Regions from separate parts of the Homo sapiens genome. Here region 1 is linked to region 2. A link is a loop called in an ENCODE intact Hi-C map of the cell type or tissue named here. Cell type or tissue: PC-9. All regions are shown on one strand. Each heading gives the region's core, and the rest is flanking DNA. Links, peaks and the distances in the headings are about the cores only.

Evidence for each region. Hi-C counts contacts between places; a loop is a spot of excess contacts. Peaks named below come from ENCODE experiments on the same cell type or tissue, not always from the same donor. Only the 100,000 strongest peaks of a DNase experiment are listed, where the experiment ranks them.
Region 1: it touches region 2 in a loop (4-fold over the local background); 2 of 110 quality-filtered maps call a loop at or near these places.

Annotation. Positions count from the first base shown.
Region 1 is chr3:31,011,446-31,018,181 of GRCh38, forward strand. No RefSeq gene overlaps it. Among named protein-coding and RNA genes, the nearest start is that of GADL1, 120 kb to the left of the region's middle. In PC-9, for the core only: no CTCF peak of the experiment used is centred there; no DNase peak of the experiment used is centred there.
Region 2 is chr3:31,073,707-31,080,442 of GRCh38, forward strand. No RefSeq gene overlaps it. Among named protein-coding and RNA genes, the nearest start is that of MIR466, 85 kb to the right of the region's middle. RefSeq lists a silencer at 1,808-2,008. In PC-9, for the core only: no CTCF peak of the experiment used is centred there; a DNase peak (open chromatin) is centred at 3,595; H3K27ac peaks cover 1,297 bases.

The sequences.
Region 1 (6,736 bases), core at 1,129-6,128, 62 kb before region 2:
AGGATCATGCAGCTGCAAGATGAATAAAGACTCAAAGCATGGTTTTCTCTCTCCATGCCCCAAGCTCTTTACACTGAATGATTTTGCATGTTCTCTCCTGTTGACTTCTGAGGCAGCTTGCCAAGTGACCCCAGCTCATGCACTCCCTGGTTCCAGGTCTGCCACCCTCAGCTACCAACATCCACAGCAGTGAGTAACAGTTGGGCTCTCAATGGGAAGCCATCTCAACCTGCCTCTACTAAGCAACAAGATTGTCATAGAGACAGGTGAACAAATAAGCAGAAGCCGATCATCAGAGAAAAGCCTGTTGCAATAGAGGCTGCATATGCAGGGACTGAGGATCTTCCCCAGATACTCACAATTCCCTCAAAAGATCAGAAAAAACTCTGGCCCTTAAACACTTTGGAATCAGACATAGGAATGTTTGAGTCCAGCTCTGCTGCCTCTATAACCATGGATAAGTTTTAACACCCCTGAACTCCAAAATAGTGAAGAGAATATTAACAGAATATTTGTGAGCATCAGCTGAGATGGGCAAATAAAGTGCTTAGGATAAGACCTCAATAATGGAAGCTATCATCAATATTTGTAATTTATATGATATATGGTTGTAATAATAATACAACATGATAAATATAAGAAAATTGTGTACCCCAAACAAAACATGGATAGAACAAGGAAACAAAAAAGCTACCAAAGGAAGCTCTGCAAATAACTACTGCTTTTGGTATCACTACACAAATATCCAGTATTAATCCTATTTCATCTGTGTGTAGTTTTTCATAAATAATGAGATGGGTGTTTAACCCAGGATCATTCTTTGTACATGAAAGGAGCTGACTAAAATGCACATGTAGCATAAAGCACAGGTTGATATCCTTCAATCTAACTGTGATGGCAAACTGCATTTGGGAATATTTTGGATTTGTTCTCAACAAAGTCACTCCAGCAAATTCTTGGTATATGGAAGTTGCTAAAGCACCATTCAGAAGTAAGAATACAGAGTATCACTCATGTGGCTTCAAAGGGTACAGAGCTATGTGATCCTAGGGAGAGATAAATTTGGTGCTCCAAACTATCAAAGTACCCAGACCTGAATTGTTCTGGGGAAGCCTAAGTTTTATTGAAATCTTGACCCTTTGAAGGGCCCTAACATTTCTCATCTGGAAGCCAAAATTCCCAAAGTTGAGGTGTTTTAACATTAAGAAGTAGAGTACTTAGAAACACTACGTGAGAAAAACAAATTTTGTGCCCGCATTGAGTTTACTGTACATATTTTAGAGAAACTTGACTTTGATAGCGTGTTGGTTAATTTTATGTGTCAACTTGCCTGGACTAAGGGATGCCCAGATAGCTGATGCAACATTATTTCTGAGTGTGTCTATGAGAGTGTTTTCAGAAGAGATTATTAGCATTTGAATCAGTAGACAGAGTAGAGAAGATCCTCCCTCACTAACACTAATATGAGCACACATCATCTAATCTGTTTAGGGCCCAACAAGAACAAAAAGGCAGAGGTAGGGTGACTTTTCTCTCTCTCTCTCTCTGTGAGGTGGGACACTCATCTTTTCCTGCCTTCTGACATCAGAACTTCTGGTTCTTAGGCCTTGGGACTTCAGGACACCATTGGTTCTTATGGCTCTCAGGCCTTCAGACAGACTAAATTATACCACTGGCTTTCCTGGTTCTCCAGCTTGCTGAGGGTGGGATTTCTCACCACCATAATCATGTAGCCAACCCTTATAATCACTTCTCTTCTCTTCTCTTCTCTTTTCTCTCTCTCTATCTCTCTCCCTCCCTCCCTCCCTGCCTGCCTCTGTTTAGGTATGTGCATGTATGTGTGCAGTGTGTGTGTGTGTGTATACATATTCTGTTCTGGAGAACACTGACTAATACAGATAGCTAAGAAAATAACTCTATTGGAAAATTAGAAAATGTGCTACTTTGAGGAACTAAATTATCCTTGCAAAACTGTTCATTATCTTAATTAAAATAATAGACATAATTTCTATTTTTAGAAATAAGGATTCTCTAGACTTGGACAAAAAATGGAAAATTCATTTATTCATTCCATATGCACTACATATATATATATATATATATATATATATATATATATATATATATATATATAGACAGAGAGAGAGAGAGAGAGAGCCTTCTCTCTTCCAGACATTGTGCTAAGTTTTAGGAACAAATAAGAAATAATTTCTAATTCATACCCTCAACAAGCTTATGATCTGAATATGGAAATGGGCATGCATCAGAGTATGGTAAATGCTAGCCAAAACTGAGAGAGTTTTGTCTTCCAAAGATGGCTCTAATAATATTTCCAATCCCACATTCTCTTCTTGAACCTGCAATTCCCTATCAAGAGGTAGAATCTAACTCCTCTGCCCTTAAATCTGGACAGGCCAGTGACTCAATGATAGGTAAGAGAATGCAGCAGAAGTGACACTGTGACTTCCAAGGCTGAATTTTACAGGCAAGTAGCTTCTGCCTTGTCTTCTGGAGTACTCAGTCTTGAAGTCTTCAGCTGCCACATAAGCAGTTGGACTGTGCTGAGGTTGCTATGCCACAAGGAAACCCAAACTAGGCCATGCAGAGAAACCACATGGAGAAGCTCTGAGACTGCACTAAAGAGGGAGATACTTGGCCAGCTGACAGATGCTCCAATATGCCCTCTTCCCCTGCTGCTCCAGCTGCAGCCACCATTTAACTGCAGTCCATGAGGGCTCCATGCTAGCAACTCAGCTAGGGCCTTCCTGAATTCCTGACCCACAGAAGTCCCAAGATTCAAGAAGGTTGCTGTTGCACTAAGTTTTGTGGTGATTTGCTATGGAGCAATTGTAACTGGAATGAGGCCCTTAGAGGTAGAACCCTATTTGCTGTGTCCACTAGTTTTTAATCTGGTGAACAGAGTGTCCACCGCATAGTGTGTATTCCACAAACATTTGTTTAATTTTGTTGGATAAAGGTAAGAGTTCGGGACATTGGTAGCATAAAGGAAGAATGACTAATGAGACCAATGAATAGGAAATGCTTCACAGATGTGGTGACGAATCAGCTGCATCTCGATGGATGAATCAATATTTCTCAATGAAACAAAGAATGGGAATGGAATGTCAGGTAGAAGGGACAGCAAATGCAAGTCACACACGTCATGGAACAGCTTGGGAAGCATAAGCAACTTACTTGGGCTAAAACAGGGCATGTAAATGATGGGGAATGCTCCTGGAGAAGTAGGTGCCGCTGGAGCAGGAGAGGCCTTGTGGGCTATGCTGATCACAGAGCTGTTACACCCGCCCCCACTCCCAGAAAGAAGGCCTCATCAGGCCAGCCAGGCCTCCCCTCCACATCTTCTACTGTTTCGATGCCTCTATTGGGCATGCAGGCCTCTTCTCTTGATCTGTGTCACTGAAGGGTTGAGAACTCTGAAGTGACTCAGTTCTAGACATACTTTGCAGAACATAATCTACTCCTCATCTAGATAAGTGCAGGGTTTTTCTACAAATGGGACACAGATCCCTTCAAATCTTGAAACTCCAAGACTCTCTGGGGTTTCCAGGAAAACCTCCAATCTCCCAGAGACACAGACAGGGGAAGAAGATTCAGGGATACATTGGCATGTATACTCTTTGCTTTCTCCAAGATGCTCCATATTTTTTTTCTTTAAGTCCAACTATTCCTTATTTAGTCTGGCAAAGGACAGCCTGGATCTCCAGCTGGTCTTTCAAATATGCTGTTTGTGTACCTGGGCCCTAGACTTTTGAATCTGAAAACCACAAAATAACATCCTTGTTATCTGTGTTCTGCAATGACATCTTTGAGACAGTGCCTCTATCTGGATAGCAAACATCCCATTCTCCCTCTCATGCTGCTTGTCTAGCATGGAGGTGGTCTGCTCATCCAGTCCCTCAGGATCGAAGGCAGACACTAACTCCATCTCAACACATGCTTCCACAGTCACCCACAAGGGTGAAGAGAAGGTATTGAACTGTCCCCTAGCTTTTAAGACTTCTGCCCAGACACACACACACACACACACACACACACACACACACACACACCACAACTGAGGCTAAAGAGAAAAGCCTGCTGCAGAGGCTATATCCAGGAGGATAATCTGCCTTGGCCACTGTTGTCATCTGCTCTGGCTGCCATAACAAAATGCCACAACATAAATTTCTGTTAAAGAAACAGAAATTTATTTTCTCACAGTTCTGGAGGCCAGAAGTCCAAGGTCAAGATGCCTGCATGGTCAGCTTCCAGTGAGGGCTGTCTTCTTGCAGATGGCTGCCTTCTCACTGTGTGCTCACATGACCTCTTCTTGTAAACAAGGAGAAAAATAGTGCTTTCTGAAATCTCTTCTTAAAAAGGCACGAATCCTATCAAATCAGGGCCCTATCCTTATGACCTAAATTAACCTTATTATGTCCTTACAACAGATACAGCCACACCGGAGCTTAGGGCTTCAATATGTGAATGTTTGGAGCACATATGCATTCAGTCCATAACAGCTACCATTTTTGAGAAGGGTAAATATGAAGCCCATATTATGTCTATCCCTGTAAGAAGGGATTCTTCTATAATTAAATGCAAACTATGAAAATGCCTCAGGCATAAAAACACTTTATATTTTTTAGATATTATAGAATAGTTCCCTTTTCTGTGCTGATTTAGAAAATAAAATTTACCACCTGGTAAATTATTTTTTAGAAAAAAGCTTTCATCTTGGTAATTAATCAACAAAATCTGAACTAAGAAAAAAGTTTGCTTCTCCTTTGTTCTCCACCATAAGCTAGAGTTTTCTTTTCATTCAATTCAAGATATAAGATATCCCTTGATGTCACAGTGTTTTGTTATGAGTTTGTTTTCCTATCTGAAATGCAAACCCCAACTTTTGAATAGTCATGGTTTAGATTACAGTGTAACAAAAACAGACCATAGTCAGAGATTGTGATAGTTTGTAAACTGATGTAATAAAACTGAAAATGAATTTTCCGCAAGATTCTTTGTTCTTATCTTTGGCCCATTGTTCTCTCAAACAATAGTTTTTGACATGGCTATTACATTTTGATATCTCTCTCCCTAACAGAAGTTTACGACAAACCTAAATCAAACAAAAGTGCTTCTGTTTCTAAACCTACACATGCTGTGGGGTATAGTTTGTATTTTAACAAATTCTTGTCAATATATTCAACCAAGAAAAGAGAAACAGTGACAAGGAAGGAAGGAAAAGAAGAAGGGATGAAAGAAGGAAGGAAGGGAGAAGGAAATAAGAGGGGCAGGAAGGGGACCATGGCTCTAATGGTCCAAACACTGACATTATATTTCCCTGGTCTCAAGCATCTCAACTTGAACATAGGCTGTCATAGCTGGTGTTTAGCAGTGTCTGGACACTTGTACAAACTAACAGGGCTAACTCAAGAGAGGCAATTTAAGTGAAGTGTTTTGCATAAAACCTTCTACCTGATCTGAAGGTGGCAACAGCAGGTTCAATCACAAGCAGCTGGGTGAAGAGATGTGGAGATAAAGACAACAACAGTTCTTTTCCAACCTGGCCTTAGGGACTCATTGGACAAAAAGCTTTTTTCCTGTCCCTGAATTCCTGCTCATCCATAATATAATATCTTCTACTCTCCCAGAGGTATTTTTCTCTTATTTCCTTCCCACAGAGGAGAGGTGACTATTCTGGTGGTGAGACAAGGGAAAGTGTCATTGCAGCTGCATGTGCCTCTCTCTGTGTCTGTTCACCTGTCCTTTCTTCATTCAGTGAGCCCTGTGGGAAGGACCCCCCCTTGCAGAGAAAAGCCTAAATATGCCCAAGGGTTCTGTCTTTGACTGGATGTATACATTCAATTCAGAGGAGACAGTACAGAAGCCCATCTGGTCCCTTGTCTGTATCTCACACTCTGAAATCTAGCTTTTTATCAATAACACTGATACTCTTGACTTTTGTGTGAAAATACTAATAGCCAATCCTTAGATAATGTTTATTATGTGCCGGACTTGATTCCAAATGGTTTACATGTATTAATTCATTTAATCATCTAAAATCCTATGAGGTACATAGTAAGACAGGATAATAGGCTCACAGAGATGTCCACATCCTAATTCTCAGAACCAGTGAATGTATTACATAGCGTGGCAAGAGGGGAATTAAGAAATTAAGATTGCTAATCAGCTGACCTTAAGATAAGGAGATTATATCAGAATATTCATGTGTGCCCAGTGTACTCACAGAGGTCATTAAAAATGGAAAAGAAAGGCAGAAGAGTTAGTTGCAGAGTAAAGAAACATGAGAAACACTTGTGACTGATCATTGCTGGCTTTGAAGATGGAGGAAGGGACCTATGAGCCCAGGAATACAGGGGACTTCTGGAAGCCGGAAAAGGCAAGAAAACAGATTCTCCCCTAGAACATCTAGAAAGGAAACATAGCTCTGCAAACACCTTGATTTTATCCCAGTAAGGCTCACTTCAGACTTTTGATCTCCAGAATTGTAAGATAATCAATTTGTGGTATTTTTAGCCACTGAGTCTGAGGGAATTTGTTACTGCAGCAATAGGAAACTTATATTGTTATTATCTCCACTTAGTGGTTGAGAAAATTGAGGCAGGAAATGTTACATAACTTGTCCAAGGTCATACCCAGGCCAACTGCTGCCAGAGCCGAACCTCTGGATCACTGTGCGAACTACTTCTTTTGTGCTTTCCTAAATTGGATTAGAAAT
Region 2 (6,736 bases), core at 1,098-6,097:
ATTTGATTTGGCTGGGAACAGGCTACACCCATGACTATCTGTGGATGACTAATCTTGGGCCGCTGGAGCTGTTTTGCCCAAACAGAAAAAGAACAGAAATACCTGTTCCCACCTCTTTCTTGCTGTGGGGCCTTTGAACAGTGACCACTGGGTGAGGGAGAACAAAAGCCCTGTCTCTTCCTTCCTGTAGAAACCACTTCAGGGTGTCCTTGACACTGTTGAGCTCCCCTGAGTGTCCCGCTGAAGCTGCCCTCTGTGGGATTTCCCTATACTACTGTCTGGCTTAGCTTCTTCCCCATCCCTGGTCTTCCCCACCTCCCTTACTAGTTTCTCCTCATACTTCCTTGATAAATCCTTTGCATACGTACCCTTATCTCATGGTATGCTTCTGCAGAATCCAACATTTGACATTCCATTTTGACTAGGAGTCAATAATACAGAGGAGGCAAAAAATACTGGAGAAAGCTATTGCCCCTTGAGTTCTTACACATCTCTACCATGACTCTCCATTCATGTGTCCCAGCTCCCTCCTGCTGGCATTAAATTAAACCACTCAGAATGAAAACCTTGAAAAATTAAATAAAAAGCTTTCAGTTTTTGGAATGTTTATATGGATAGATGTTTTTGGAAAGAAAAGGACATTTTAATATACTTGCAGATAATTAGCTCCAACAGGAAACTCAAGAGTTTCAAAGTCATGATTTTGGCAAAAAGAATTGAAACACATGGAATGGAAATCTAAATTATAATATTCTAGAGTAGTTAGATAATTGTGTAAGTGTGTTAGGAGGAGGAGAGTCACTTTCTAATTAGTAGAAAACTTCTAAGAATTCTATGGCACACTGACTAAGCATTTTTAAAGAAAAAGTCCAACTGAAATCAAGAGCATAGGCAGTTAAGATTTTTTTTAACTCTAAGGGGATTATAATCAGGCAACTCAGAGAGTTATATTCTAGAGAAAAGAAGGCAGCCCCTTTACAGTGCCTCTGACAAGGAAGCCAATCAGCTCACTGCCTTCTGTATAAGCCAGGTATCTTCGTTTGCATTCTCCAGAGGCAGAGCCTGAAGCAGGGGTTCTTGTGCATGTGACTTAATGAGAGTGTGCTCTCAGATAAAACTCGTAGGGGAGTAAGGGAAGCAGGGTAAGGCATACTAAAAAAAAAAAAAAAAGGCAAGGTAAAAATGTTTTGCATGGAACCTAGTCTCACCCATCCTAGGGTAAGCTCTGGAGTTGTCCTGCCCAGAAGCAAGGGAGTTTGGGCTCTTGTACCCTTGGTAACAGTCAGTCATTGGCCACAGGCTGCCTGGTGGAGGTAGGTAGGATGGGACGTGTAACCACCTAATGTCACTGGGTATGGCAGTGTTAGCCAAAGAGAGAGCCTCTCTGGAGAAGGGAGTAGCTGCTGGCAACCAACACCCACAGTAGCTGGGGGTGAGCACACCAGCCTAGTAAAGAGATGGTGGGGGGAGTGTTCCATAAGCATCTGTTACACTAGGTTACCTCAAAACCTTGATGTCCCGGAGGAAATCCCACTGCAAGATGGCTTGCTCTGCTGGCTTACACATGCCTCCATGTTCAGTAGTTTTTCAGTAATTTTCTAAAGAAGAAAACCTAATCCTCAAACCACTCCTTCTATATTTACCCAATGCTGGTGCCTGACTAAAAGAAAATTATTTGTTTCTCATTTGCAACTTAATGTTTTGGCCTTTATTAAAAGATGTGCATCTCATCCTCTCCAAACTTTCCATCCTTCCTGCAGAAAACTCACCCAGGCTACTGCATACTCTAGGGTTTTGGTCTCAGTGGATGGAATCTTGTTTTGAAGAAGCCAAATATGATGGATTACTGAAATCTGTTGTTCCCCCAGCTCAGCTGAGGGACTAAGTCCCTGAGAACAGAGATAAGCAGTCTTTTCAGGGTTTTGCCATTTTGATACTGAGGAGATTTAGGAGAGGCCTTTCCAGCATTTGGGGATATCTGTTAAGTATCAGAAATCACAGAACTTGGTCCTGTGGGAGACTTTGGTCACAGAAGGTCAAACTGAGAAGTTCCAGCACCCTGGTCATCTCTGATGAAATCTGAGGAAATCCACGGATTTGTCCACACGCACCCTGCCTCCCTTGAAGCCCTGCAATGGGCAGTAGGAGGGCCTGTGGGAAACACTGCCATTGCAGGTAAGAGGCTGCAACAGAGGGCCCCACCAGCTCGCCTCAGAATTACTCCTTGGATTATAAGAAAGCCTCGGGCACGCCCACAAAGTTCAAAAAAAGTGCCACCTGGGACTTCCTAGTCAGTTCAGAGCTCTTTTCAAACTAAATGACCACTCTGAACTGCTGCATTTTGAATCCACCAGCTGCAGAATCAACCAGCACTGACTTCAGAAGAGACTGAAAGGGGACGGGGTGCATCCCCTTTGCCACCGTTCCCCTGCAAGACAATTGTTCCTATTTAGCTCAGGCCTGTCAGTTAGAATTCACACCTCTATCCTCCCCACTGAGCCCCTGGACTGGGGTGAGAGCTCTGTGTTCAGAGAATCATTTTCATGGGCAGGAGCGTGAAAAGCAGGATGGTGGGTGGTGACTTTTGTTTGAAATGAATTGTGTCTGGGAGTCTTTTGAAGAGCAAAAAATAGACCTATTTATTGACCTAAAGCCATCCATGAAATGGGATATGATCTCTGGCACAAAGAATAGAATAGAAACTCCCCAATATTGTAGCTATCTAGAGATGAAAAAATTGTCTGGAGCTAAGACTTTATTTCTTCATCCGCATTCCTGATGCTGGGCTTCCTGCAGAATGCTGAACAGTATTATCTGTTTCTGGGCCTCAAATAAAGATAGAGAAAGAAAACGAGAGAGGGTGGGGTGGGGAGATCTAGCTAGCTACATTGATCTACAGATATACTTTAATAGTCCTCTTTACTTACAGACACTCTGAGACATGGTCAGACAGTTCACCTCACCTTGTTAATAGTAATTGGCATAAATGCTTCTTGAACTTTTGGCTAAGAGCAAGTGTAATGCCTGCTCTTACCAGTTTAATAATAATTGGCATCATTTTCTGAGCACTTATATAGGTGCCACATACTGTGACAACATTTATGCATATTATCTCATTAAATTCTTAAAACACTACATTTTAAAAAACCGATTAACTATAGCCACATTAAAAAAAAAAAAAAAGGAAAAGAAAACTGAGGCTCAAAACATTACTAAGCTTGCTTAAGGCCACATACCCAGGAAACTATATTAAAATTTGAACCCTGCTCGGCCTGAGCCCAATGCCTGAGTTCTTAACCACAGTGTCATTTAATTAAAGAAAAGTACACTCTAGAGAGTAACCATTCAACAGGCACTCGGGGTGGCCTTGGAAAGGAAAAGAAACACAATGAGACACTGAATGCACTTTAATATTTGAGAGAATTGGTTTCTCTTAAATGTGTCAGCCTATCATCCATGTTGTTCACAGCTTGAATCATAGGGTGGTTGTAGGTTGAGGGGAGCAGTCACCATTGACTCATCTCTGTCCTTCATCCTTTGTAGCTAGTCACCTACTAAATCCAGTGGATTCACCTTTGAAATGACTCATAACCACTCTTTCTTACTATATTTTTTCCTCCACTTTGAGCTCAGCCTTCATCTCTTCCTATTCAGATAACATCAACATTCTCCCCACTGGCTGGTCTGACTCAGCTCTCTCCTCATCCTGTCGGACTGCCCACTGCCAAACATGGTATCCTAAAATAGTGCGTCCAACATTTCACTATCCTGCTCAAACATCTGTGATTGCTCTCTAGTCTTTGTTGGCCTAAGTTCTGTTTTCTGCTTTATAGTCTGTCTTTCTCTCCCAGAACAAATGTCCATCCCCAGTCTGTACCCTTTTTCATCATCTGCCTTCCTTTTGCACCTGGCCACCCTTATCTGTATTATCCTCCCTCCCTCACATTGTTACCTAAATCATATCCAAATGTCAAGGTCAAGTCTCACTACACCCATGAAGGTTGTACTTTAAACCAAACCACTCAGTCCTTAACTTTTCTATAGATAAGAGGGGTATTCCAGTTTGGATTACTGACAAGAGGAAAGGCCCAGACAAGTATCTGAATGTAGAGATGTTATTTGGAAGTTACAGGAAGATATGATAGGGTGGTGGGGAAGAGGGACAAGATGGGAAAGGCAGCCAATAAAAGGTGCATTTTCAAGCCAGTTACCGCTGTGGACAACTGGAACTTAGTCCTGTGGGGAACAGGGGAGCCAGTATAGGATACACACTTCAATTATCTCATTCAAGGGGTGATGGGGTTGGAGTATGGATACACTGACTAATCATCAGTCATTGCTAGAGGGCTGCTCCCAGGGGGCATTCACTCCTCAGCACTTCTGTCCTACTAGCAAAACAAGCTCCAGTGGCAAAAGAAAGCCCCAGTCAAAAGAAATACTGGTGTTGGAAGTTGGCAATCAGATGGAGCAGACTGAGATGGTAGGAGCAATGGGATATATGAGTGGGACCTGGCAGCATCTGCTACAATAACCAGATAGTTTATTACCCAAACCCAGGCACTTTTGAGAGTGAAAAGAAATACTATTAATAATTATTGTGACAAAAAAATCAAGATGGTCCTAGGCAAATTAGTATGTATGGTATTGCATTTATAACAGTGAGTTTTATATCCGATTCTCCCCATCTCCACTCAGATGATATGATCCTTTAGGGTATGTTCAGTGTGGTCCAGCTACATGTGCCTTATTGAAGCCAGTACAGTGCTTAAGACAGCAGATGTTCAGAAAATACTGGATGGCTGGACATTGGATGAAGTAGCCACCAAAAATTCAAATTATGTTACTATTCAAAAAGCACAGCCTTTAAAGTCAGACAGTCCTGAGTTGAAACCCAAACCCCACTGACTTATTGTTAAACTGAGATGTAGATATGGCACATCTCTGAACTGTGTTTCCTTATCTTTAAAGTGGAGATGAAAATAATATATTCCTGTAGAGTTATCAAAGATCAGAGATGAGCTATAAGATAGTAGCTCTTAATATCCAGTAAATCAAACTATAGTAAATTAAAATATAGTCATTATTATTGCAAAAGCTATTTTTTAAAAAATGATACTATTGATGTCATCTTGCTCATTATTACCTCAGTCACATGCTGTAACTGGTACTTTGTCTCATCCCAGCATTTTGTTTTCTTCTCTGTGACTGTAGATGTTTTCACATAGCAGCAGGATTGAGCTTTCATAAATTGCACTTCCATTTGTGGAGACAAGGACCCTGGAATTGACTGGGCCATTCTCTAAGTCAGAGATGAAGAAGAATTTGGAAAAGGGAAAATATTTCCTGCAAAGAATTTGAGAGAATAAGACATGGCATGAGCGATTACCTGGACTGCCCAAAATCAGAATCTCCAGATTAAGCGTCACTGTTTCTCACCGTCTAAGAGGCTATGAATTAAGAGAAAAGCCACAGTAGAAAGATACCTGACTTTTCAAAAGGAGAATTCTGACACCTCGAAAGTAAACAAGTATTACTTAAGCTGCTGAGATGTCTTCCTAGCTTATCTCCATCACCATTACTTTTGATGTCCACTCAAAATTTTCTTTGTATTCACAGGATCACAGGAAAATAGAACAGATCTTACAGGTCCAATTACTAGTTCATATTGCAATGAAGCCTAAAAACACCATATTAACCCTGTATTGAGAGATAAGCAAGGGACAAATATGAGATGAAAATGGAGATGCATATCCTCTCACCCTCCCTTCTTACAACCTGCGTAGCCTGCTATCATACCCACTATGTCAGGGACCTTTATGATTTCTTTTAATGCATTTATTTTATCAATATAATACATACATGTCATAAAAAGTTAAGAGATAATGGTACTAAAAATTTATAATAAAATACAGCAATAATCTCTACCACTCCTTCCTATCCAGAAGCCTCATTCCCCAACCAGCAATTTCAGTGATTTTAGTCCTTTAGATATTTATTCTGAAATTTACTTCCGCATTTCTAAATAATATATGTGGAAGAAATGGCTAGTTCCACCATATCCATCGTTTCATTCTTCCATGGAAATATATACCACAATTTCAAGCTGAGCTCATGACTTCCAGAAATGCATTTTCAAGCTCCTCTTTTAATTGCATACAGTTATGCAATTCAATCCTGGACAAAGGAATGTAAATAAAGGCATTCCATATAACTTTCAAGAACCTTTCTTAAATGACACCGGAAAAACATCCTTTGACTGCTTCCTTCTTCATTCTTTCTTCATTCTTGGTGGCTGAAATACAGACATGATAGCTGGAGCCTGAGCAGCTACATTCAGCCATGCGGTTAACTTGGGAAAGGAAGCCCCTCACTCTGGAACAACAGTATAGAGGGAGATTGGGTCACTGAGGATTTGATGAACAAAGCTATCACTCCAATCCTGGACTGCCTAGTTCTATGTTGACTGAGACAGAAATAAACTTTTTCCTTAAGTCACTGTTACTTTGTGGTTTTGTTTTTCATAGCTAACCAAAGCATATATTTTATTGCTTTTTCTTGATTTATCAGTTTTAGAAATTTTCTACTAGTGGCCTAAAATAGTAGATAAATATTTAGCTTTCTAATAACAGCCACCCACCTCCCACTTACATATCCTTCATCTCAGTATACTTCCATTACATTAATGCTATGTAATTTATATTCACTGCTAAACCAAGTAGTTTGGCAGTGCATATAA